Regions from separate parts of the Homo sapiens genome. Here region 2 is linked to region 1. The links are chromatin loops, found by intact Hi-C in ENCODE. Cell type or tissue: PC-3. All regions are shown on one strand. Links, peaks and the distances in the headings refer to the core of each region. The heading gives the core; the rest is flanking DNA.

What was found. Hi-C counts contacts between places; a loop is a spot of excess contacts. Peaks named below come from ENCODE experiments on the same cell type or tissue, not always from the same donor. Only the 100,000 strongest peaks of a DNase experiment are listed, where the experiment ranks them.
Region 2: a loop joins it to region 1, with 2.7 times the contacts of the local background. A loop is called at or near these places in 8 of 110 quality-filtered maps.

What each region holds. Positions count from the first base shown.
Region 1 is chr6:16,844,758-16,857,133 of GRCh38, reverse strand. No RefSeq gene overlaps it. Among named protein-coding and RNA genes, the nearest start is that of ATXN1, 89 kb to the right of the region's middle. In PC-3, for the core only: no CTCF peak of the experiment used is centred there; DNase peaks (open chromatin) are centred at 7,363 and 7,683; H3K4me3 peaks cover 1,743 bases; H3K27ac peaks cover 2,522 bases.
Region 2 is chr6:16,940,921-16,953,296 of GRCh38, reverse strand. It overlaps LOC107986573 (a long non-coding RNA gene), which reads left to right. Exons shown (of 4, transcript XR_001744006.2): 3 at 1-779; 4 at 3,705-4,782. Among named protein-coding and RNA genes, the nearest start is that of STMND1, 150 kb to the left of the region's middle. In PC-3, for the core only: no CTCF peak of the experiment used is centred there; a DNase peak (open chromatin) is centred at 5,636; H3K4me3 peaks cover 463 bases; H3K27ac peaks cover 1,978 bases.

The DNA of each region.
Region 1 (12,376 bases), core at 2,755-10,754:
TTTCTCAGATTTATAAGCTAATGCAAATGCTCATTATAAAAATTAATGCCATCTTTTAATTGGTCTCCACACATTCCTCTGGAAATCCATCCAGTCTGTGCAAATGATAGTCAGATGAAGATGGCTGATGGTGAGTTTCTCTGGTGGCTAGGGGCTGTGGCCTTACCCAAGTGCTCTGTAGGGCCAATAGGTCACACATATGTATGATCTAGTCTGGTTGATGTAAAGCTACTTCCTGCCATTCCCTTGCCTCCTTGTCCAATGCAACTCAAAACCTCAAATCTGTAGCATTAATTGTTTCAGAAATGGTCGCCATTCTTTCCTTTGTCTATTTTTCACACAGTGTTGTACCACCATGGTGATCCCTCACTCAAGTAAATCATTTTAGAGCTCCTTGTGCATAGGTAGCTTGTAACTTTAGGCAAAGCCCTTAACCACTCTGGGTCTTGCTTTCATTCTGAAGAGAAAATATTTTGGCATTTCTCAGAATACTATATCCATGAAAGTTTTTAAAAGTCTTAGCGAAATAAGTTGATGGCCCTCTTTATTCCTAATGCATACTAGCATATTAAAATTTCTAAGAACCACAAGGGAACTTGTTTGGCTTTGCTTAACACAGTGTCCACAAATTATTTTATCTGGGAAACTTTCTCCTGGTAATACGTTGCCATCTCTCAGAATTAGTGGAAAAACATACTTACTCACCAAATTACTTTAGACTGCTACACTTGACAATCTTTAAAAGACTGTTCTAACTCTCCTGGACACTATGGTTCACGTCTGTTATTCTCCTCTTCTCCCAAATGATTTGAATGCCTAGATTAAGCTAAATGACTCCATGTAGTCAATAGTTGCCTTGAAAAATTGCTTGAATCTGGGCAATTTATCTGCCCACCAGTCACATAGTTCATGGCATTTAACACACTCACACACCAGAGTACAGTAAGCTAAAGGTTTTAAAGACTGACTAATACTCCACCGTGATAGGACAGACGTTTGGAGTTTCAGCCAAATCTTGTAAATTTAGCAATGAATATCAGAGCAACTCCTTCTGTTACCCTAAATGTCAGGGACTCTTACATTTTCATGAAGAACACACAGGTCTTGGTTTTTAAAGGTCTTACATGAGCACTTTCATTGAAAATCATAAGGTTTGTCTACATTGAAAAGATGAGTGCTACCATTAGAGGCACGTGAAAAATTAACCTGGAAGTTCAAGGAGTGTTTTGATGTTCCTAGGTGTGGATTAGATCAAACTTCAGCACTCTAAGAGAGCTCCAATTAGCATATTTCAGGACCAGTATGACCACTTTCCCCCACAACCAATGTTTCAACATAATCAATTATATATTTTCATGCTCTATTATCTGAAATTGAGCTAAGTAAACTATGTTTACTTAGTAATTGAGCTAAGTAAACTATTTGATACCCCAAAAAGAATTTTGAGTGTAAAGATTAGTCTGTGTTTTGCCCCATATATTTTACTATACCACAACCTAATTACTTCCTCTTCTAGGTGGTTAACTTACTCCCTATTACAGAGCCTTACCCATCCAGTTCTTCCCTTGATTCTATTCTAGCATAAAGTCCATAAGACAATCTGTGGAAGGTACCTTCAGTTTTGAAATATCCATATGCCCATGTCTATGTGAGTGCTGATACTTTGAGCCAGTTCCAGTTTATTTGCTGAGTTTTATCCTCTTGCCCTTGTCTTGATTTCTGACTTTGCAGTGCTCCTGACAGCTCAACTGTTTTCAGATAAACTGCTTCCACGTTAACCTTGCCTTGCCTCACCTATATCTGGCGTCCAATCTTGAATCCAACTACAATTATAGCACAACACTATAAAAACAAGTCCATTTAAGTGTGCTTGGGCACAGAGAAATAACAAAGAATGTTGAGTAGCCACAAATAAACTATGCATGTGGCAGTTGGGTTGAGTCATTTTGCAACTAAACAGCCACATTTGAATAAGACTTATATGGAAGCCACTCAGGTATAGTTTCATAAGAACTATGGGCACCAGGGATTGTTCATCTCACTTCTCACATTTGAGAAACCTTCCCTGATTGCCTGAATCCAAAGGGACTTGCTTTCTGAAGTTATGTAGCTCCTATTGTGTGTACTAAGTGCCAGGCATTTACCATTGTCTGGCATTGCACTGTCTGATTGTCTCATTGGCTCTATTTTTACACAGGGATAGTCTTCCTAAATAGATGAGAACTGTGCCTAACTAATTTTTATATCTCCCACAATCTGTAGTTTATAGTAACAAGAAGATATTCTCAGAGATTTGAGCAGCTAGACAGTGTGATACGGGGTCATCAGAGGCATCTATTTGAGTGAATTGGAAAATGACCTGGAACCTAACTGTCGAGTGAGGATTGATGGGAGGGAAAGAAGAGATTGTGAGACAGAATGAAGAAGACAAACAAAGGAAGTTCAACTTGCTGCTCTGGTTTAGACTAAACACTACCATTTTCTTTGTTCCACGAGGTTTTCAGAATTCCCTTCTTTACTACATGATTACCAATGTTATTTCATAGGTGGCAGATTAGACAAGAGCCTCCTGAGCATTCCTAATGCCACCATAAAATAATTGCAGCAAAAGTCCCAGGAATTCAGATTTAGATTTATCCTTATAAGGTTATTTACCCCTCCGACAGCTCATAATAATACTCAACTAAAGTGAGAAGGAAGCTCTGTCCAGAAAAATTCCTTCCTCATTCTCCTAACTCAACATGAGCCTCAAAGGTCTTTGGGAAACTCAAAACTCATAAAGAGCACGGCATCCTACTTATAAGCGTTTTCAAGTCAAAGACACTCTTCTCATTATCACAACTAGCAACTATGATTCTTTGAAATGACTTATGCCTGGGAGTGATTAGTTTGTCCTCTTTACATATTCATGCCTTTATATTAATCTATTGTATGTGGCTATGCATTGACCAGCTCAAAAAATCATTTAAAAAAATATAAGTAGTGTTTTTTTAAATAATAATATTTGGTTAAACCCAATAAATGATTCAGCAAATTCTTTTTTTTTTTTTTTTTTTGAGATGGAACTTCACTCTTGTTGCCTAGGCTGGAGTGCAATGGCGTGATCTTGGCTCACTGCAACCTCCGCCTCCCGGGTTCAAGTGATTCTCCTGCCTCAACCTCCCAAATAGCTGGGATTACAGGCATCTGCCCCCACACCCGGCTAATTTTGTATTTTTAGTAGAGACGAGGTTTCCCCATGTTGGTCAGGCTGGTCTCAAACTCCCGACTTCAGGTGATCCTCCTGCCTCGGTCTTTCAAAGTGCTGGGATTACAGGCATGAGCCACCATGCCCAGCCAAAACTGTTTTCTTTTAAAGACATAAATATAGTAAAGGGATGTTTTCCTCCCAAAATAATTACAATAATGCCCAGGTATCTTGGTAAGCTAAAATAGTCCTAACCACTTGGGCCCACCCTCCACTTTGGGATCTGACTCCAGACTAATGAAGAACTCACCATCTTACTTTAGACTGACAGTTATAAATTGTCTGAGTGGCTGCAAACGTCCAACTCCTTAGAGGCTTGAATAATATCTTTTAGTCTGTAATTATAAGCAGGAGCAAATGAACGTCTATACACTATGATTTTGAGACAGATTCAAATAAAAAGAATTGGTAGCATTATGAACTCTACCTCAAAAATATATCAGATAGGTACAAGTAGATCAATGGGGAGACCCAGAAGATGTTGCAGTTTTCTGCAGTCAAACAAATTATAGAAATCAGGGCAGGAGGAAAAGAATACAGAGCATGCCAGGGTGGCAAGATCCATTTGTCTGTGTTAACGTATCTATCTGCTCCCTATGTTCTCATATTGACCTTGGTGCGATGAAGCCTGCAGTGAGGCAGAAGACCTACGCTGTTGTACGTATGGCTCTGCCTTATGTTTGCTGTGTGGCTTGGAAAATTTTACACCAACTCTCTGGGTTCCAGGTTCTTCTTCTGAAAAATGGAGACACAAGTGCTTTTCCTATTCACCCAGAGGGGTAGTTATGAGGATAAAATGTGATAATTTTGGAACTGGCTCAGTGTCTTAAAGAGCTCTCTGCCTGCTGTTGACAAGGGAAGTCTAGTGTAGACTTTCAGAAGGCTGCCTCCCTCTCTCCAAAGGTTGCAGTAGACAGTGGCCACTCCTCCATCCCATGAGCAGTAGCATCACTCAGCATTAGCGACTAACATTGTTTCTGGCGAGGTCCTTGCTGTTCCTCTATCTCCGTTTCCAATAAGATCTTTTTCAGATTACTTTGGAACTTCCCAAGACGGCCTTCATCCAAAATGCAATGTTCAGTTCCTTTTTTGATCCGTATCCAGGAGCCCTAGACTAGACCAGTTCTCCTAAAACTCATTGAGCTTCAGATAGAGCCTCAGGTTTCAGCTTGCCTGGAAAAGATTTAAGACAAGGAGTTACGTGAAGATTTTGTAAACTATGAAATTCTACTCTGTTGTAAAGTAGCCCTTTGTGATTTTACAGTAATGGAGCACTCACTGAACCTTCAGAGGCAACTCATTCCATCTTTGGATAGCTCTGATGGTTGAGCTGGAATCCAGGTCCCTGTCACTTTTTGCCATTGTGGTCCAAGTGCTACTCACAGTTCCATACGGAAGTCCAATCACCCAGGACACTTTTTCTTTTCTGTCCCCCCTAAAAAGTCTCTTTTTCCCTGTTGTTTCTCATGGATATAGTATCTAATTCCTTATTGCCCTGTTTTCTTCTCCCTGAACACCTCCAGTTTTTCTGGCTTGAGGGTAATAACTAATAATAATGGTTATTACTAATATTCCACTAATAATCTGCCAGTTCCTCCACAAGAATATTATGATTTTGTGAGATTCTTAATGAAGCTTCAAATATAGACGGAAAACAAAGGTCAAAAATCTAGCTTATTTCCTTATCTATAAGCCTGGTTATATTGTCGATGAAAGAAATGAGTTGTGTTTGACATGATTTGTTCTTAGTGAACCAGTGCTAGCTCCTAGTGATCATTGCTGCTTCTCTTAAATAATCCATTCTAGCATCTTGGCCAGAATTCACTTTCACTTCCTTTCTGGAAATCAGAATGACACCCCAGTTTTTGAACCTTCCTTGTTCTCTGTAACTCTTTACAGATTCATAACAATGACTCAGCAATCTCTTTAACAACATTTCTCATTTTCGTCTTTTGATAAGAGATGAACCATTTGGATCCCAGAAATGAATGCAAGCTAACTTTGTGTGTCTGATGTGGATACTTCTTTCTGTGTAAACCTGAAAGAAGGTTATTTCTGAGGACTGAGAATTCTGTTTAGAGAGAGGGTGGGCTGAGACAACAGACTTCACTATCTTGAAACACCAACATCCACAACCCTCTTTATGCATAGTCCAAAAGAACATGAATTGTTTCCTAGCAGACAAGGTTCAGAGCGTGTACAGAAGAGAAAAAATCATTAGTAGGATCAGGCGGGACAGGCAGATAAATGAGGAATGAAAAGGATGACAATCGGAACCTGTGTTTTAATCCTTCCCAGGGTGCATCACTCCTAGAAAAGAGAGAGGACTTTATTAGTCTACATCTTTCTCCACTTAGGTTTGGCATGACCAGCAGCATCTCTCCTAGGAGGGAAACTACAAGTGTCTGCTGGTCTGGATTAAGATACAATAACAGGGGAAGCATATGGTCATTCACATGGTGCTTGTTCCCACACTGCGCCAAGGTTAACAAATTAATGAAAAGGAAGCACGCGACATAAATGTTGAGCCTTATTAAACATGAGATCATCACTCCCAGCTATCTTTATCTTACAAGAATCTAAATTAAAGCAATGCAACCCCTCTTCCATGCATACACAGTGAAAATCATTCTTACAATAGCAAATCATATTTTTGAGGACAAACAACAGCAGTTTTAAACTCTAAAATTGTAAGGAAAGAGTCTGTTCTAAAAGAGTTTTATTGAGATGATATGGGAAGAAGCAGTGTTATTTATTTAAGTACAGCATTGCATTTTCCTTTGTCCTTTCAACAGGTTAGTAATTACAGGAGTAGTGATTAGCCTTGACAGAGGGTACACAAAACGATAAATGGATACTGTGTGCATGGGGGGGCTCTCTGGTGCCAAGCTTATTATTTTCAGTCAGAGCTAATTATCCTTATTATACTGCATGACTCTTTTCTCGTGAATTATGAGTGGAAAAGTGCTGAATAGAGTTTTTTTCCAAAGTGCCCTGAACTGTGGAGGGAAATGAAAATTACAAACAATGAAAAGCTTGTTAGACAATGAGAGCGATCATCTATAAAGGGATTCTGAAGGAACTTCCCTTTTCCTGCGCTATAGAAATGTAAAGTGCTTATCAGAAAATGATCAGGGTTTTGTTTTTGTTTTGTTTTTGCGTTTAGTTTTTTTTTTTTTTTTTTTTTGCCACACGGATGATGGGAGGAAAAGAGTTAGACTCAGCTCAGCCTGGGGCAGTAGCAAAGCAGCAGGAAGAAAGATGGAAAGTCTTACTTAAATCTTTGTACAGGATCAGTAAATTATGGAGGGTGGGGGGCAGATGGAGGGTGGAGGGCAGGGGGAAATTGTGTTTAGACACAGGGGCAGAAGGAATTTGTGGTTGCTGATTCATGCAATTAGATCCCCACGGCCAGACCCTTCAGTGTAAGGAAAGATAGGATCCTGCCTGGCCCAAATGCCACCTGAGAACCGACCTGAGAAGAGACACTTCAGTTTGAAATCCAGTTACCACTCAATCCTTTATCTGTCTCTTTTTTCCCTTCTCTATTGCCCCCCTCCCATTATAGTGATGCATATGAACAAAATTCCACAGATGGTGCATGCTTTTATGAGCTCAGTCCTGAAATTTGGTTCGAAATTTCCCCAGTGTCCTCTGTGCTTCTCTCTTTGCAACAGATGCACTTAAATGTTAGCAATTTATTTGCGGCCTGTGCTCCAGCCAGAGCTGGAGAGACAGGGCTGTTGTACAAAGAGTAGCACAGCCACTAACACAGCACGAGGTTCCCTGACCGCAACTGCTGGGGCTGCGGGAGGAGGCCTCTGTTTCTGTGGGCACAGCCAGTCAGTCACAGGAAAACCAAACTTTATCTTCCCCTCCTTCCAGCTCAAGTCTGGTCCCTGAATAAGACGTTAAATCCAGCGATTGCCGAAGAAGGGCTTTCCTTTCTTTAGCCTATCATGCCTAGTATTCTCCACACGCCAGCATCTCATTCTCAATTTTTACCAGTTAGCCGGCTTCTGGGATTCGGAAGGCTGGAATATAGAATTTCATGAGAGTTCAGGAACAGGCAGATTCTTTTTAAGGACACCAGGGCTCTGTAAGGTGACACCCTCTAAGAATACAGCCTTGGTTCCAGGGTAACGAGTGAGTCAACCCTTTTATTTAGTATGTCAACAGTGAAATGCTCATTTAGTTGGACTAAAATATTCTTGAACAGAAAGTTATGGGCTCCCTGTGTGGGTTTGGAAATGTCAGCCCAGATAAGCAGGCAATTAATGAGAGTGCAATTGTTATCTTCCTCTAACGCAAGCATCACCGATGAGATTAAGAGGTGACATGTGATTGCCCAAATAGGGGCGTGCACTAGTAAAACATAATTAAGGAAGGAAGTACATCCTGGAGAAGCAACTTGAGTTGCTTAGTGAGGATGACATCTTCTTTATGCTTGTAATATCGTTACATAGGTGAGATCACCACAGGCCAAATTGCCCAGATCCTATCCACAATCCAATGGTATTAGGAAACTTGTTATTTTAACCTGTGATTCACACTTTTTCATCCTCAATACAGGCTAATCTTGTCACTCTTCTTAATAGTTTTTGTTCCTTTTCCACAAGATTCTTTTCATTAAGATGAAGAGATTCCAATGTCCCTAAGTCTGAGTGTTTTTATTATCGTTATTTCTTGCTAATTAGTTAAATTTGAAGTTCCTTAAACCATTGCACCAGAGTATGACAAACAGCCTTTCAGCAAGGGACTAAGCTGGTACCCAGTTTCTACACACATACCAACGGGGTCATGATGTCCACCCAGCATATTTGGATCAATCATTCTGGTGAAAATTACTTCCCAGCTAATTTCATGGACTATTTTTGATGTGATCATTCACCTTTTTCTTTTGGAGGGGGTGGAGAGGAGGGAGCGGAACTGTAGTCTAGAGAGTGGGGAGCAGCGTAGTCTCTGCTGTCTGACCACCAGCGCTGCAATTTTGATCCATGTTTCCCATATGACCTAAGCAAGTTACTTACAGCTTCTTATCTACTATTCCCTTATCTACAAAGTGGGCAGTAACATGATTTATTTCAAAGGGGTTAGATTTGAAAATTTATAAGAAGCTTAGCACAGTTCCTGGCATTCAGTAAACACTCAACAAATTTTATTGTGGTTATTTTTATTATTTTATCGGCATCATGGTCATTTAAAATAAGGTGGCATGCATTTATATAATAATGCTAATGTTATACTCCCATATTGTAAAAAAGACAATAATGCACTCAGGTATAGTCATCATCATTTGCAAAATGTTAGGTAGAGAGGATCCTGATGAAATAAGCTTCAAACAAAGAATGATTTTTTTAAAAAACCCAGATCTGATTCTGATCATATCACTGATCTGCTTAAACCCTTCAATGGGTTAAGCACTGCTCATAGGATAAAGCCCAAATTTCAAAACACGACTTTGCAAGGCCCTTTGTGACCATGTCTTGCTCACCTTTCTTACCTCAAAACAGATCGCTAAGCATGGGCTTTCATCTGCCTAGAGTATTCCTCCCTCCTCTCTACCCATAACTAATGTCTACACATCCTTCAGGATCTGACTTCCATGCAACTTCTCCCTTGAAATCTTCCCAGTTTCTGCACACCTGAGTTGGCTGTCCCTCTGGCCTGATACTATAGCATCGTGTGTTAGTTTTGTTGTTATTGTTGTTGTTGTTTTTCTGTCAAAGAATGCTTTGGAATTGCCATTGTTCTTGTCCCTCGCTAGCCCAAGAGACCCTTGAGGATAGGGATGGTGAGTGCCGAGTTCACCACAGTTGCACAGTGCTTGTACGTATGGGTGATTCATTTACATAACAAATTTTAGTGAGTCTCTACATATGCATTGCTCAATCCTCCATCCTTCCTCAAGTGAGCTGCACAGCTCAAATGGATTCACAATTTAAAATTAGACTTAGCCTCATGCAAATACATAGCTCAGTACTCATTCCGGCTTGTTCTATTACTGTATGTGAGTGGGAAATTCTAGGTGGAGGTCGAGGTTCAGGACATTTGCCAATAACTTCACCAAGTCAGCCTTTACTTTCACCACAAAATGTCTTTGTAGCGGGGAGCTAATGAAAGGCAACCTGCTGAAGGTGGGTAGGAGACTTCCATGCTGCACTGGCATAGCAAGCACGCTGCTTATTCATTCATTTGGGATGGTTTGGAAGGAGAACAAAGCCCCTCCCACCAAGCTACCATGATGCTTCCCATCAGGCAATGCTGCCGCCAACGCCCTTCTCATTTCCCAATTAAATGTGGAAAGCCAGCTTCCTGGAAATTCCAAAACACAGGGACAAAGAAACTAGATGTCTGTCCATATTTTGCAAGGCAATCCTGGCAGATGGAGCAGCTCCTCGATAAACTTTTACACCTGAAATTCAGATTTTCTGATGAAGGGTATAAGGCTTTGTGTTATTTGTTGACAGTTATGAGCCACAATCATATTTAAATCTCCCTGCAAACTGTATCTGTTATGCCAAAATAGCTCTGGTTAGGTTTACAGCCTGGGTAGAAGAGTAGCTCCTGACGTTATTAGATGTGTAAACCACTGAAATGTAGTGCTTAGGGACTTATGTGCATGGAAATACACAGGTTTTGTTAAGTATATTCCTCAGCTCTAAAAAGGAGAGGGACCAATTTTGTTTGTGCTGTTAGCATATTGTTTGCTTGGCTAAAGTCAGGTTGCCATCAACTGAGGGGATAAGGCATGAGTCAATGGCTAAGAAAACTTAAAAAGGCTTAGATATGGCTGCTTTTAGCTTTCTGAATGGCTGGTGCCCAGCTAAAATAACAGATGCATTAATACTTCCCCAGTGTTACACAAATGCTAAAGGCAGTGGAAAGCTGACCTTCTCATGCTTCTTAACAGTTTTAGTCCAATTATGACCCTACGATGCAAATGCTAAGGCCTGCTAGTGGCTTCTTACTATAATTATTTTGCTATTGTCGTCAAAGCTGTCACAAAATCAGTGAATGAAAGCAGGTGCTCTTTTTCTAAGAATGTGAGCAATCTGCTTATTTCTCCAATAGGCCAGATTAATTATATTAGCTTGATGCAAACATAATTGTAGTTTTTGCCACTACTCTTAATTGCAACAACTGCAATAACTTTTGCACCAACCTAATATTAGTGTGTCAACACAATCATGCTAAGGACATGAATAAAATGCATGCATATGGAGAAAATGTATTTATCTACAGAACTGTAGACTTCTGCCCTAGGGAAAAAATGGTCCGATGTCCATGTTTTAAATTTTTTTATCTCCAATCTGTCAACGGCAATGATTACATCATTACAGTGAAAATGCTGTTCACTTTCAGACTTAGGCAAGACAGGGAGCCATACACATCCCAAAATACCTCCATCAGGGAGCACCCTTCAGAAAACACCCCTTGTTTTGCTCTGTTTTAATTGAGCAATAGCCTTTTACATGAAGTTCTAGATTTTTTTTTTTTCAGATTTTGCATTAAATAAAATAAATCGACCTGAGATTTTCAGTTTTATCTTGGCATTTTTTCCCCAGTGATTTTTTTTTTTTTTGGAGATGGAGTCTGGCTCTGTTGCCCAGGTTGGAGTGCAGTGGTGTGATTTCGGCTCACTGCAAGCTCTGCCTCCCAGGTTCACACCAGTCTCCTGCCTCAGCCTCCCTAGTATCTGGAACTACAGGCACCTGCCACCACGCCCAGCTAATTTTTTGTATTTTTAGTAGAGACGGGGTTTCGCCATGTTAGCCAGAATGGTCTCAATCTCCTGACCTCGTGATCCGCCCACCTGGATGACAGCCTCAGTTATTTATGGCTGTTGACCTAGGTATGTGTGATGTGGGGATGGAAGATTGTTTGGCTTCTCTGTATGTATTGCACTAAAACCATAATGAATAAACTATAAGTTAAATTAGAAACATTTTAAACTCTAATTAATTAAAAAATTAATTCACAAAAATCAAATTACCTTCCCAAAGTGTATTTTTTAAGAGAATGGGTAAAATGCTGACTATTACAAGATAATAGTAATGGAAAAAACTGATTAAGTAACTGAGATACTGCCGGTCTTATAATAATATTAACATATGCATATCATAAGCACTAAGTAAAATAATCTTATAGTCTCTCCTCACCACAGAAAATCAGCTGAGTCCCTGAGGGAAAGGTTATTATAACTTCCTCCCCCACCTGGTACATCCTTGGACATTAGCCTGGAAGGCATCTCTAAAGGTACTTAGCACTAATTAGCACTTTCTATAAAGATCTTCATTTGTGGAATTACTTATAGGGGAGTCAGGCATCTCTTAAAACGGGTGCTGAATATTCTTTAGTGGCTCATAGAGAAATTTTGGCTGCCTTTTTCAAGTGAGTTTCATAAAAAACAAATTTTTAAAAAAAAGTAGAGACATTTACAAAACTTTTTAGAAATACATGCACATTCTAGAAAATTCATTGTGTACACTTATTAATAGCACCGTGGCGAAGGAACTGGACTGAGATCCAAGAGACCGATGCTCTGGTCCTTATTCAACAGGGGGCCAATCGTAGGACCTGGGCCCAATCTCAATTCTTTAAGCCTCACTTTCTTTACCTGGAAAATGGGGATGACATCTTCCTTCTCTCACTGAGTCCTTGTAAGGATAAAATGAGACAACTGACAGGAAACACTTTGAAAAGCTGAAATCGCTAAGTAAATGAAATATCTTATTATAGAAATTATCCAAATTCTAAAATGTCTAAGCTCATTGAAAAATAGATATTTGATTATTTGTAAAAATACTATGCCTGGAAATATCAGGCAATAAGTTCCTTGGTTGTACCCATTCTCTTTTTAAAATATAGTTTCTCTATTTGCCCATTTTTTGATGGTTGGGCATTTTTCCAGTTCCTCCATGACCTCTGGAAGAAAATTGTTTAGTGCTTCTGGGGTTAACTTTAATCAATTTCTTAACTTTGTGGGATATAATCAGATAGGTCTAAAAATTTAAATACAATCTTTTTCTGGAAATTCAACTTAATGGGACACTTTCTAATCCTAGAATGATTTTCTAGTCTTAACTTTTCTTTCTTTTTAGTTTTATTTTTCTTTCAAAATACCTA
Region 2 (12,376 bases), core at 2,419-10,418, 96 kb before region 1:
GAATAACAACTCATTAGATGAGCTCAATATAATAGAAATGTCAAAGGCAAGAGTTAGTAGACTGAAGATAGATCAATAGAAATTATCCAACCTGAGCAACTGAGAGAAAAGAATACTGAAAAAAACAAACAAACAAACAAACAAAAAAACATGAATAGAGTCTCAGGGACCTGTGTGATAATCACAAAATGTGTAATATTTATATCAGTGGAGTCTCGGAAAGAGAAGAGAAAATGAAGTGCATTTTCCAAAAAACGTTAGAAAATAAATGGCTGAAAAGTTTAAGTTTTGTGAAAGACATAAACTTGCATATTCCAGAAGCTAAGGAAACTCCAAACAGAAAAAGACAAACAAATAAACAACTCCCCCACCCACAAAAAACCCAAGCCCAGATACATAATAATGAAACTGCTGAAAACTAAAGACAAAGTATTAAAAACAGCCAAAGAAAAAAATAGCACATGACTTATGGGGAGCAATGTTTCAGCTGACTGTAGATCTGTCATAAGAAGCCATGAAGACAGAACAAAGTGGTGTGACGTTTTAAAAGTCACTATAAATTTCTCATGAAAAACTATGAAGCCAGAAAGAAGTGGCATGACATTTTTTAAGTGCTGAAAGCAAAGGAATATTAACCCACAACTCTATATTCAGGAAAATATGCATGACAAATGAAGGAGAAATAAAGATATTCTCAGAAGAAGGAAAACTAAGAGAATTCTTAACCAGCAGACCTCCTTGAGAAGAACTTCTAAACATTTCTTCTAAACAGACAGAAGGTAAGTGATACTAGAAGGAAATTTAGAATATCAGGAATGATGAAATAAGTACAGAAATGTTAGATATGCAGGCAGACATAGTAGACTACTTTTCTCTTTAGTTTTTTAAAATATATTGGATGATTGAAATAAAAAATTATAACATATTGGATTAGGTTTTCAAAATATATACATACAATGCTTTAGATAGCTACAACATTAATGGGAGAGGGTAAAGGATCTTTTTTTTTTTTTTTTTTTTCAAGACAGAGTCTTACTCTGTCACCCAGGGTGGAGAGAAGTGGCATGATCTCAGCTCACTGTAACCTCTGCCTCCCAGGTGCAAGCAATTCTCCTGCCTCAGCCTCCCAAGTGGCTGGGATTACAGGTGTCTGCCACCATGCTCAGCTAATTTTTATATTTTTAGTAGAGACAGGGTTTCACCATGTTAGCCAGGCTGGTCTTGAACTTCTGACCTCAAGTGATCCACTCGCCTCAGCCTCCCAAAGTGCTGGGACTACAGGCATGATCCCACCCTGGCTGGGCTGGCAAAGGATTCTTAATAGTGATAAGATTTCTCCATTCCACCTAAAGTGATAAAATATTGATCTCTAGTCAACTGTAAAAAAATCTATGTATGTTTATTGCATTCTCTAGAACAATCACCAAAAAAACTATACAAAGAGATATAGCCAAACATACAAAAAAAAAATCACAATGGAGTGCTAAAACACGTTTAAATAATCCCGAAGAAGGCAGAGAAGGGGAAGCAGAAGGAGGAAAACAGAGGAATAAAACAGAAAACAAATAATAAAATGTGGACCTAATTCCAAGTACATCAATAGTTATCTTAAATGCAAATGGTCTAAACATGCCAATTAGAAGACAGAGATTGTTAGCTTAAAAAACAAAAACTGTGACCCAACTATATGATGTCTGCAAGAAACTCATTTCAAATATAATAAGAAAATCAACAAGGTGGAGTTGGAGAAAAGGCATCAGAGTAAAACTGGAAATAGAAACAAAAGCTTGGAATATCATAGGGAAATATCACCTACCTTGTAAGTTTTTCCATATATCTGGGTTATAAAAATAAAAGCCCACTAGTACATTCATTAGAGAATTTTTTATATAAAACTGAAGACATCTTTCAAAAATCACTTCTATTTGTTTCCCTAAAACTTGATTGACCTTAGGCAAGTCATTTCTCCTTTCTGAACCTCCTTTCCTTCATCTATAAAGTGAGGGGGAGGGACTGTCCCCATTCACCCTACTCTTCTTCCAACATGATTAGACTTTATCTAAGGTTTCTTCCAGCTCTGTGATTTTTTCCTATGCTTCTATTTTCCAGCTAATTTTTTTTTCTGTTGTTTTCAAATCACTCTGTATTGGAGCCAAATAATCTTTCCATCATTCTATTTAACTTGCAAAGAAAGTATTACAGATAAAACAGGTGGGAACCTGACTCACTGTCACTCAATCAAAAGCTGTGGTCTGGAAATCTCTCAGACACACACATCTTGAAACAAAAGCAGAAACCAATATGGAAAAAAAAAAAGAACAAGTTCCAGCTGAACATCTTGCTTTATTTTCTCCTGCCATGTAGACACAGGCTTAGGCAACATATATAGCCAACTATTATTTACGTGTATTGAAAACATGGATACATTGCATTTAGAAAGTTACTTGTTACAAACAAAACCTAACAAATTGTTTAGACTTTAATAATGTGAGAAGAAACAGAATAAATTAAAAGCTAACCACATTTTTCTCAGCTTCCTGATGGGTGTCATCCGAACAGCTTGAACAATTGCAAAATATTAGTCAGGTAATTTCCAGGCATTCTGTTATTATCATTTTAACTTGAGAAAAGTTTATTGAACATTTACTGCACCATTCTAGCTCTAGACCCTTTGGAAGACATAACGATGTAAAATATATGGTCTCTATTTTCCAGATATTGCGAAAACTTCTTAGTGGACTTACTGTAAATTCCAGGAAGGCAGAAAATGTGGATGTTTTGCTTATCACCATTTAACCAGTGACTGGCATGGGTGCTATGTGGGTGTGGTCCAGATTAGTTACTGGAAGATATGAGAAATTTATTACAGAGCTAATCATATTTAGCTCCTTACTGAGAGGATGGATCTTCATACAAAAATGGAATTATATTTATATATTTTATATATATACACACATATTTATACATATACACATTGTTAGTTTGTTATATGTGTGCATATCAGAAACAACAAGCAGATTTTTTTAGTTTTTTTTTTAACTTATGTAGACCGCAAAACACAATAAGATTGATGAAAATTTTCAGGTTCATAGCTGGTTTTCTGAGAGTCCAGTTGAGTGGCACTTGTAAAACTCAAATTCCTACACCAGTCACCTGGGGCATCTTGCTAAAATGCAGATCCTAATTCAGTAGATCTGGGGCAGGGCCTGAGATTCACATTTCTTACAAACTTCTGTTGATCGTGGTCCATGGACCACATGTTGAGTATGAGGTGCCAGATGTAAGCTGTGTCCAAGTCCAAGTAAAAGGAGCTGCAGTGACTACAATGTACAGACCTGACAGGGTAATAAAAACAGAATTTTAAACTGGGATGACTATAGAGATTATTTTGGAGAATGAAATCCTTAGACATAAGAGATTAAAAGCACATTCTTCAGTCTCTACAAATAGCTGTGGTTTTGTTCCCACTGGGATTGGGCCTTGAGGCTCCTTTTTAAACCCTCCTTTTCCTTCCACAAATTGATTGTCTAATTTGGTTAAAAAATGAAGTTTAAGAGAAGCCACTGGTATATCTATGGATGGGAAGAAGGGCATTCCCAGCAAAGACAAGAAGCATGTTCTAGGCTGTTGCCTCTGTATGAATGAGTCTTGGGTCTTTGTTTAGCAGGGCTGAGTTACCTTTTTTCTTGGAATCTCTTGCCCAGATGGCCTATGTCTGGTTCCTTCAACAGAAGAAGGAAGAAGAGGAATTTGGGAAATGAGAACAAGTGCTCAGAGATTTCCAAAAAATTATTCCTGGAGGCCTGAATCAGGATTTTTTTTTTTTTAACTCATGCCAGCTGTTTGGTGGTTATGAGTGATTTGGGTCAGGCCAGTTTAATTTCCATCATGCCAGGCCCCGAGACTGAATTTCTGGTATCACCTGGACTCTCTGTCTTCCCTAACCTTAACTTGGAAAATGTCTGATTCTAACCATTCTAACAACACTGTGTAGTGTTATGTCCTAAATAACCCCTGAGAGACTATTTTGACCTGGTTCTGTCTTCATGAGACTAGCCCATGTGGATGAGAATGAATGTATTTGAGGAAGAGAGGATGGTCATTGAAAACCTAAATGAACTCATTTTCTAACTTGCCTGGAAGTCACCAGCATTTTTCATTTATTTGGAGATTGTTTTCAAGGGGACATTCTCACGCTAACCAAGTCTAAGGACACCTACAGAATCTGAACTTTCAATCTGCAGCATGTCCATCATCATCAGATGATGAACTGTGTGTGTTGGCACATTGTGGGAGGAGGTACATGGGCAGGAAACATTAATAACAGTTTGTGCTGTGAGCTCAAGAAAATCACTGGTCTGACATCATCGCTAAATATTGGAGGGTCTTAGGAGTCTCTAGATCCCTGGATCCCTCTTGGGAGTGAGGATCACGGACTTCCTCTTCAGTGAATGGAAATCTTACAACAAGTTCGCATCAACATCTTTGAGCCATTTCCTTCAGAGAAATCAACTGCTTTTCAGAGGACTTTCTCTCTGTGAATATTCTCTTTCTTCCCACGTCCCACTGCCTCCAACCCTTCAACTGAAAGAGAAAAAGCAAAGGCAGCAAGACAAGTGTGAATCTTGAAGGTACGTTGGATGGAAAGCACATACACAGGGAGCAAACACATATGCATCTGAGTTGCAGCTGTATCAGTAACCAGCTGTATGACCTTTGGCAAGTTGCTTAATGTCTCTTGTGTTTCCATTTGTGGTTATAAAATAAAAGAGTTGGACAAGAGGATTTCAACCTACTTTTTTCAGCCTTAAATATCTAGGAGTCTACAGCTTAGCTTCCTTCTTGAGCTCATAAACCCATCCATGAGATTCTTACTTATGAAACAAAAACTCATGAATGAGAATAGTGTCCTATGATCATACGACACTGGAATTCACTTTTAAAAAAAATCAAGATTACCTGGGTGACTCGAACGTCTATTAAATCCTCACTAAAGTCAAGAGGAGATCATCGCTCAGTACGATAATTTTAAACTAATCAACTCAGTAGTTTGTGGTTGGTAGTTGATCTCCAAGTCATTTCCATCCTCTAATAAATTATTCTCTTTTCCTTATCCTCATCTTCAGTTGAGATCACTATAGCTGACACTCTGGGGTGAATCTTCAGTCAGTTACCACCACCACCAATCCTGACTCCAGGCCAAGGGATTTTAACATAGAAACACAAAACCCATCCTTGAACAACAAAACATCAATTCTCACAGGAAGTAGCTCTTGCTTTGTTTTAATAAAAAACAGTCTTAGAGCACTTACACACACACACACACACACACGCAAACCACACGTGGAAAAAATGTGTCATTTGTACCTTTGCCTAGAGGAAAATGTTGAAACTGCACCTTGGTTAATAGAAATGGAATCACCATTGAGTCTCTAAGTGATTTTTCTCAGCAAGTGGGAGAGGCACAGAGTGGAGTACTCAGAGAGTCAGAAGAAATCCGATCTGAAGTGACTTGGCATTTTGGTGCACCCAGAACTGAAGTGCTGGGAGTCAGATTTCAGGAAATAGAGGGGAGGAATTTGAACTGCATGGAAGTGATTACAAGAGAGATAATGGACAATTACATCAGAACTAACTCAAACCTGCCAAGAGGCTCAGTCGCTCTTCATTAATAATGGTGATGCTGGCAACAAATGAAATAGATGAGTGAGAGGCCTTGACTGAGCATTGCTTCAGTTTGCATTCTGCCAACAAGTTTGCATGTGGCAAGCTGTAACTTTACTACTCAGAGTCATAAAAGAGCTGGGCACCATTCCCAGAACATTGCTAACTTTTCTTCTTTCTTCTGTGGTCCACATATTATAATTGTATGATTTTTTTCCCCAAAGCCATTTTCAACTCTGGAAATGGAGGGACAATGCAATGCACATGTTACTCAAGTTTAGACCTAGTTCTCTTCTGATGAGTTCTGCACTGACGTTTAGCTCCTGGCGGAATGGTGCTGGTTTAAAAGGTACATAGGATAACCTGCCTCAGTCACAGATGAAACGATACTAGCACTGCAACTGGATTGAAGCCCATTTAAACTTCACAAGGATTTGATTAGCTAAAGATGGCTTCGTAAGTCCTGGACCCCAACCCAGCCCCCTCTTACTCTTGGCGGGTGATCTTAGTAGGATGTTAGATATCAGCCAACTCAGCTTCCTTTCTGTTCACCCCCAAAGCTCTGGGGATTAACCTCATTTTCCCCTCCCTCCCTCCATCTCAGAGAAGAAAGTATCCCTTCTCTCCTCTAAGCCACACCCACCATGTCCTGAATCCCATCTCTTCCTTCTTGAGTCTGCAATGTGATCCATGCATGCACCTGTGTGAATTCACAAACAAAATTATGGGATCTCCTTCCATAGGTTTCTCCATTCCATACTCTCTGGCCCCCAAGTGCCCCTTTACCTAGTTCTTCAGGTCAGAAAGATGGTTATTATCTGAGTTGTAGCAGCCTGCATCTTGGACTCACTTTCCCAGCTCTGTGCTTAAAGCCACCTGCAGGGCAAAGCCATGAAGAAAGAAAGAAAGAAAAAAAGACACCTGGGAAATTCATTCCCTTGCAGGTCACTACTCCATGTTTCAACTTCCCTCCACAATTTGCCTGATTTGACCTAATTTTCAGAGTCCTCTCCCGCATCATTTCCTCTCTGACTGAGGCAGATGGTTATTATTTAACTTCTCCTCTGGGTCTCTGCTCCTGGCCTTCAAGCAAGACCGCCAGCTCTTTCTAAGACATCTTTGTCTCCACCTTGCCTCCTTAGCCACACCGCATCCTGCCCTCTTCTTCCTTTTCCTTTCCAAGCTCCTTGAAAATGTACTTTCTACATGAACTTAGACTTTGTTTCTGGCATAACAGGGCAAGTCCACCACAGTTGACCTCTCCCACTGATTATAACTAAAAACTCTGGGCAAAATACAGAAACCAGCTCCCCAGGGACCCTGAAAATTAAGCCAAAGCAGGCAGGCAGATTGGGGAAGGAGGTTGAAACTTGGAGAGGCGACCTGCAAAAGAATGAATTTCTCAAGTGCGTTTTTATCCTTTTCTCATGTCTTTTCCCTGAGGGCAGCCCCAGACACAGAGCTGGGAAGGATCAGCTGGGCTGAGTGCTGAAACTTAGATGATAGCCTCAACATTCTGGATGAAAGACCTGGGAAAAGGGGCCAGAAGTGTGGAGAGGAGAGAGTTAGTGAAGGGGATCCCATAATCCTGTTTATGAACCCACACAAGTGCATGCATGGATCAGACACAAACCAGCACAGCAGAGGCTGTGAGAGCTGCACTGATATTAAAATGCAGCCCACATCACAGATTAATTTCTAAGTGGCATGTGCATGGGACACACTCAAAGCAGCATACCAAAGGTTTTAAAAGCTAACCTGAGATTAGAACCACCACAGGAAGCAAAACAGAACTTTCAGTCTGAATCTGACCAGGTTGCCTGATATCAAACAAATAAAAAGTCAACATTTTCCATTTGTTTAATACAATAGCACAACACATAATATACAAAATGTCCAAGGTACAATCCAAAATTGCAGAAACATACATTGAACTGAAAAACTGTGACAAATTCTCAAAGGAAAAGAAGCAACATATGACACACTGAGATGTCCCAGGGGTTGAAATTCTGAAGGAGAGATTTGAAAACAGCTATTTTAACTACGATCCATGAGGCTAAGGTGAAAATACTTAAAAAAAAAAAAAAGACATTCTCTGTAGAGAAATAGAAACTATAAAATAAACCAATTGAAAATTGCAAAACTGAAAAATACAATATCTGAAACTTTAAAAGTCATTGGGTAAGTTCGACAACAGAGTAGAAGTGACAGAAAGAAAAGTCTATGAACTTGAAGATAGATCAATAAAAAATTATCCAGTCTAAAGAACAGAGAGGCTGGGCATGGTGGCTCATGCCTGTAATCCCAACACTTTGGGAAGCCGAGTTGGGCAGATCACCTGAGGTCAGGAGTTCGAGACCAGCCTGGCCAACATGGTGAAACTCCGTCTCTACTAAAAATACAAAAATTACCTGGGCGTGGTGGCGCATGCCTGTAATCCCAGCTACTCAGGAGGCTGAGGCAGGAGAATCGCTTGAACCTGGAAGGTAGAGGTTGCAGTGAGCCAGGATCATGCCATTGTACTCCAGCCTAGGCAACAGAGCGAGACTCTGTCTCAAAAAAAAAAAAAAAAAAAAAGGAAAAAAAATAAAGTAAAAATAGAAACTTAACGACCCATGGAACAATATCAAAAGGCCTAACATATATGTCATTGGAATTTCAGAAAGAAAATAAAACAGATTGGCATCAAAAACTTCCACTATTGGAGAAGGACATAAATTTGTAGACTAAAGCGGCTCCATGAATCCCAAAGATGATAAACAATAAACACAAAGAAAACCACACCAGACACACCATAATCAAACTGCTGAAAACCAAAGATTAAAACAAAAACATCTTGAAAGCTGCTAGAAAAAGATGACACATTACATACAGGGGAACAATGATTCTGCTGTGAATGTGTCAGCAGAAGCCTCAGCAGCTAGAAGACAGTGAATCGATGTCTTTAAAGTGATGAAAGACCAAGAATGAGGCAGGACTTTTATATCTGAGAGAAATTAGAGTGCAGGCTGCTTACTAAATGCGGGCTCTGGTCCAGAAAATGGCACAGAAATCTAGAGATTAGAACTGCAGTGAGGCTCAGAAACAAGAAAAGACCTGGTTAACAATCAAGGCTTAACCTGAATGTCAGATCTGAGACACACACACGAGTGCACACAAACACACACACACACACACACTACATGCAGGGTCCAAGTGACCGTCATGAAGCTGGAAGCAGAGGCCAAATGGCCACAGCTGAATGAGAGAGGTCCCCTGGGGCTGTCAGATTTGGCTAGCCATTGACTCTTTTCTGTACATGTCCAAAATGCCTCACCTTTGTCCACACAATTCTCTCTGCCTTCATCTCCAACTGTCTCAACTCAAGCGGACTAATTCCTACTAGTCCTGGATGACCTGGTTCACGTGCAGCCCCATTTAACCTGCAACAAAAACTTACTGGATACTAGCTATGTAGCAGGAGCTGAACTTCTCCATAAAGCCTTCCCAGATCTTCCTACTGAAAGCAATTTCTCTCTCTCTGAGTTTTCAGATTAACTCATTGTACTCGTTTCACGCTTCTTGTTAGAGTTGGCCATACACCTGTATACTCTATATTTTCTGAGGATAGAGGTTGTATGTTACTCATCTTTGTGTTACCAATGGGGTCTATCACTGTAACTTAAACGTACTCATTGCTAAGTATTTTTAATGAACCAAATGAAGGATAGCTTTTTTCCTTCTAATCCAATTAGAACACAACCCATCATTAAGTGTAGTATGAATTGCTTACATATTTTTTTAAAAAAAAAACCTGATAAAACAATTGTCTTTACTATAATTAGCAAATGATACAAAAATTAGAAGACAAAAAGAACATTGATATTTCTTAGAATTATTTTTTTCATAATTCTTTGGCATTTCCTATGCTCATAAGAATCAGAGAATATAGGCAGACATTGTATTCTCTCGACAGGCCTGGAAGAGAACTTAAAAATAAAAGATCAAGCTCTTATTTTACAAAGTAGAAAACTGAGAGGTTAAGAGGGTGCCCCAAATCTTATGCTAATTGAACTGGACTAAAGTCCAGGTCTTCCCAACTCTCCGTCTGAGGCTCAGGCTTCCTTTAATTCAGTACTACAAGGTCTAGATGTAATGAAAGAACAGAAGAACAGAGTCTGGTTGAGTGAGGCTGGATGGTTGGCTAGCATCACTGAAGAGGCTGGTCATCTCCTCCCCCAAGAATAGGGAGCTGCTGTGAAGGTCACCTCTGCGTTCAGCTAGCTCTTCCTGTGTGTCGATGGCTGAATACAACAGCCACTTCTGCGTCACCAGCTGGTTACCCATCACTTGAAGGACCAGAGACTTCAGAAGGAGCCAGTTATGAAACAAGGGGAAGAGCATAGTTGGAAATAAAAGCTATGCATCTGATTTCATTTCTGTCAAAAACCACGTTGAGGACACTGCAAAACCCCTCATTGCTTTCGGTGCCTCAGTGTCCCCATTTGTGAAAATGATGTTGACGATGCCTATGACTCTGGAAACAGAAATGGAATGCATGTCAACTGGCCACCAAGTCAAACAGATTTTCGATGCAAATAGAAACAAAAAGCTGGGGGAAGTATGAAGAGGTTTAAGTATAAAAGAAAAACAAGAATGAAAAAGATAATCCTTTTAAGAAGTTGATTTTTTTTTCTTAGTCATTCCCAAAGTAAGACGGCTAGGGTGATGCTGCCAATGCTTAACTCCAAAATAGATAAAAGGTTAAAAAAAAAAAAAGAAGGCAGCTCTATTGGGGGAAAAAGTCCTGAAATAACCCATCACTGATGTTCAAAAGTCACAAGGTCATCATTCATCTTTATAAAAAGAGACATGGAACAAAGACAAACAAGGCAAAGGGCTTACTTTTTACATAACACCAGGACAGGTAAAAGAAATCGCTATAATTCCTCAGGCCTTGAGCATGACAGAAAAATTTAAAGCTTTAGGAAATATCCTATGAAATGCTATATTTCTGGTTTCAACAAATGCTTGGAGACATCATGAAAGTCCTTTTGATATGGACAGAAAGTTTTGTTCATCATTTCTTTTAAATTCTTTAAAAATATATATATATATTTTCAAAATCCTACAGTCTAGTCTCTGTGTTGACCTAAGATCAGTCAGAGGCAAGCAAACCACAACTTCAGAAGCTTACATCTAATTGTATTATCCTAGACTTTAACATTTATTAACTTCAACCCAGAGCAATACATTACTCTAACAAGAGTTAACATTACCGATTCCACAAGCCCTCTGTTTGGCACTTCAATATAATTGCCTTTGTAGTGTTCTTTTGAATCTGCCTGTGCACACACACAGACACACATTCTTACAAACGTGGAGTGGAAGGAAAAATTTCTGTGTTCATCCAGTGAAAACTTGACACAGACATACCACAAATTGCAGAGATAAATGTATAAGAGATCAGGGTCATAGACCAGTCGATAGCAAGAATAAAATTTCTTCAAAAGCTCCTGTTTATCTAAAAATGTATGTAAATTTCAAGTTATATACCATCATATATATAGGTTTCTTTTAATATTAAAATAATATTTTCCCCCAAATATCCTAATAGGATGGCATCCTCCAGTGTAGAAAACCTAGAAAGAAAATCTACAACACTTCGTCTAGAATTCTGCTATTTTAAGGCAAAATTGTTTTGTTTTCTCTTTTGAATTATTCACATCTCCATGCCAGTTACACACTGCAGTTTGCATAAGTGTAATACTAAGAAATCTTACAATTTTTTATTAAAAGTCCCAGAAAAGTCCACATAAAATAGTTTAAATTATTTTGCCTATGCAACCAAGATTTTCTGGGATAATTCCAATTTCATTCTTTTCAATAAATATGAATTTCTATTTCATTTGTGGGGAATCGTCCAACACATACACTCACATAGTTGATTAAAGTCTATTGTAGAAAGCAGTTCCCTGCAGCATTATGTGTAATGATAAACAGCTGAAAACAAGTTAAATGCCCCTCAGTAGGGGAATAGTTTAAGAACTGTTGATACATTTATATAATGTAACACAAAGCAGAATCAGGTATATCTCTATGTACTGAAAAATATCAAGTTACTGAACAGATGTTTAGTATACTCTCATTTGTGTCACACTTATAAAAATTCTACCATATATTTTGTGTAGGGTTGGAAAGTTTCTGGCAAGATATACCAGAAACAAATAAACAAATTGCCTCTGGGGTTAGAGTGGAGGGCTAAGGAGAGATAGGGACTTTTACTTGACACTCATATTCTAATTCCCAGTGTGTCTGCCTCACCTTGATGAATTAAACTCTTTCCTTAATTCTTGCAATCCTCATTGCTTTCCACCCTGTTTGAGATCCCATATTGTCATAACTCATACAGTCCTGGCCATAAGATATGAGCTTTGATGAGACTGAAATGAGCTGTTTGGGGAAAAAAAAGTAAATGTCACAGAACTTCACTAGCTATGGGGTTGACTGCTGAGGGTTACAGCAGATAGGTCAACAGTAGCGTTAAGATGGATGAAGTATTCCAGCTACCCAAAATATCAAGAAAGTCCTAAAGAGCAGTGCACCTAGGAGCTGCCAGGTGGAATGACACAGGAAGTCAAGCATATGGGAGCATCGTCGTTTCAAGGAGTCCAACATGCTCCTCAGCTAGTTGCAGCATTACCCAATATCTATTTTCCCTTCTTCCCTGTAA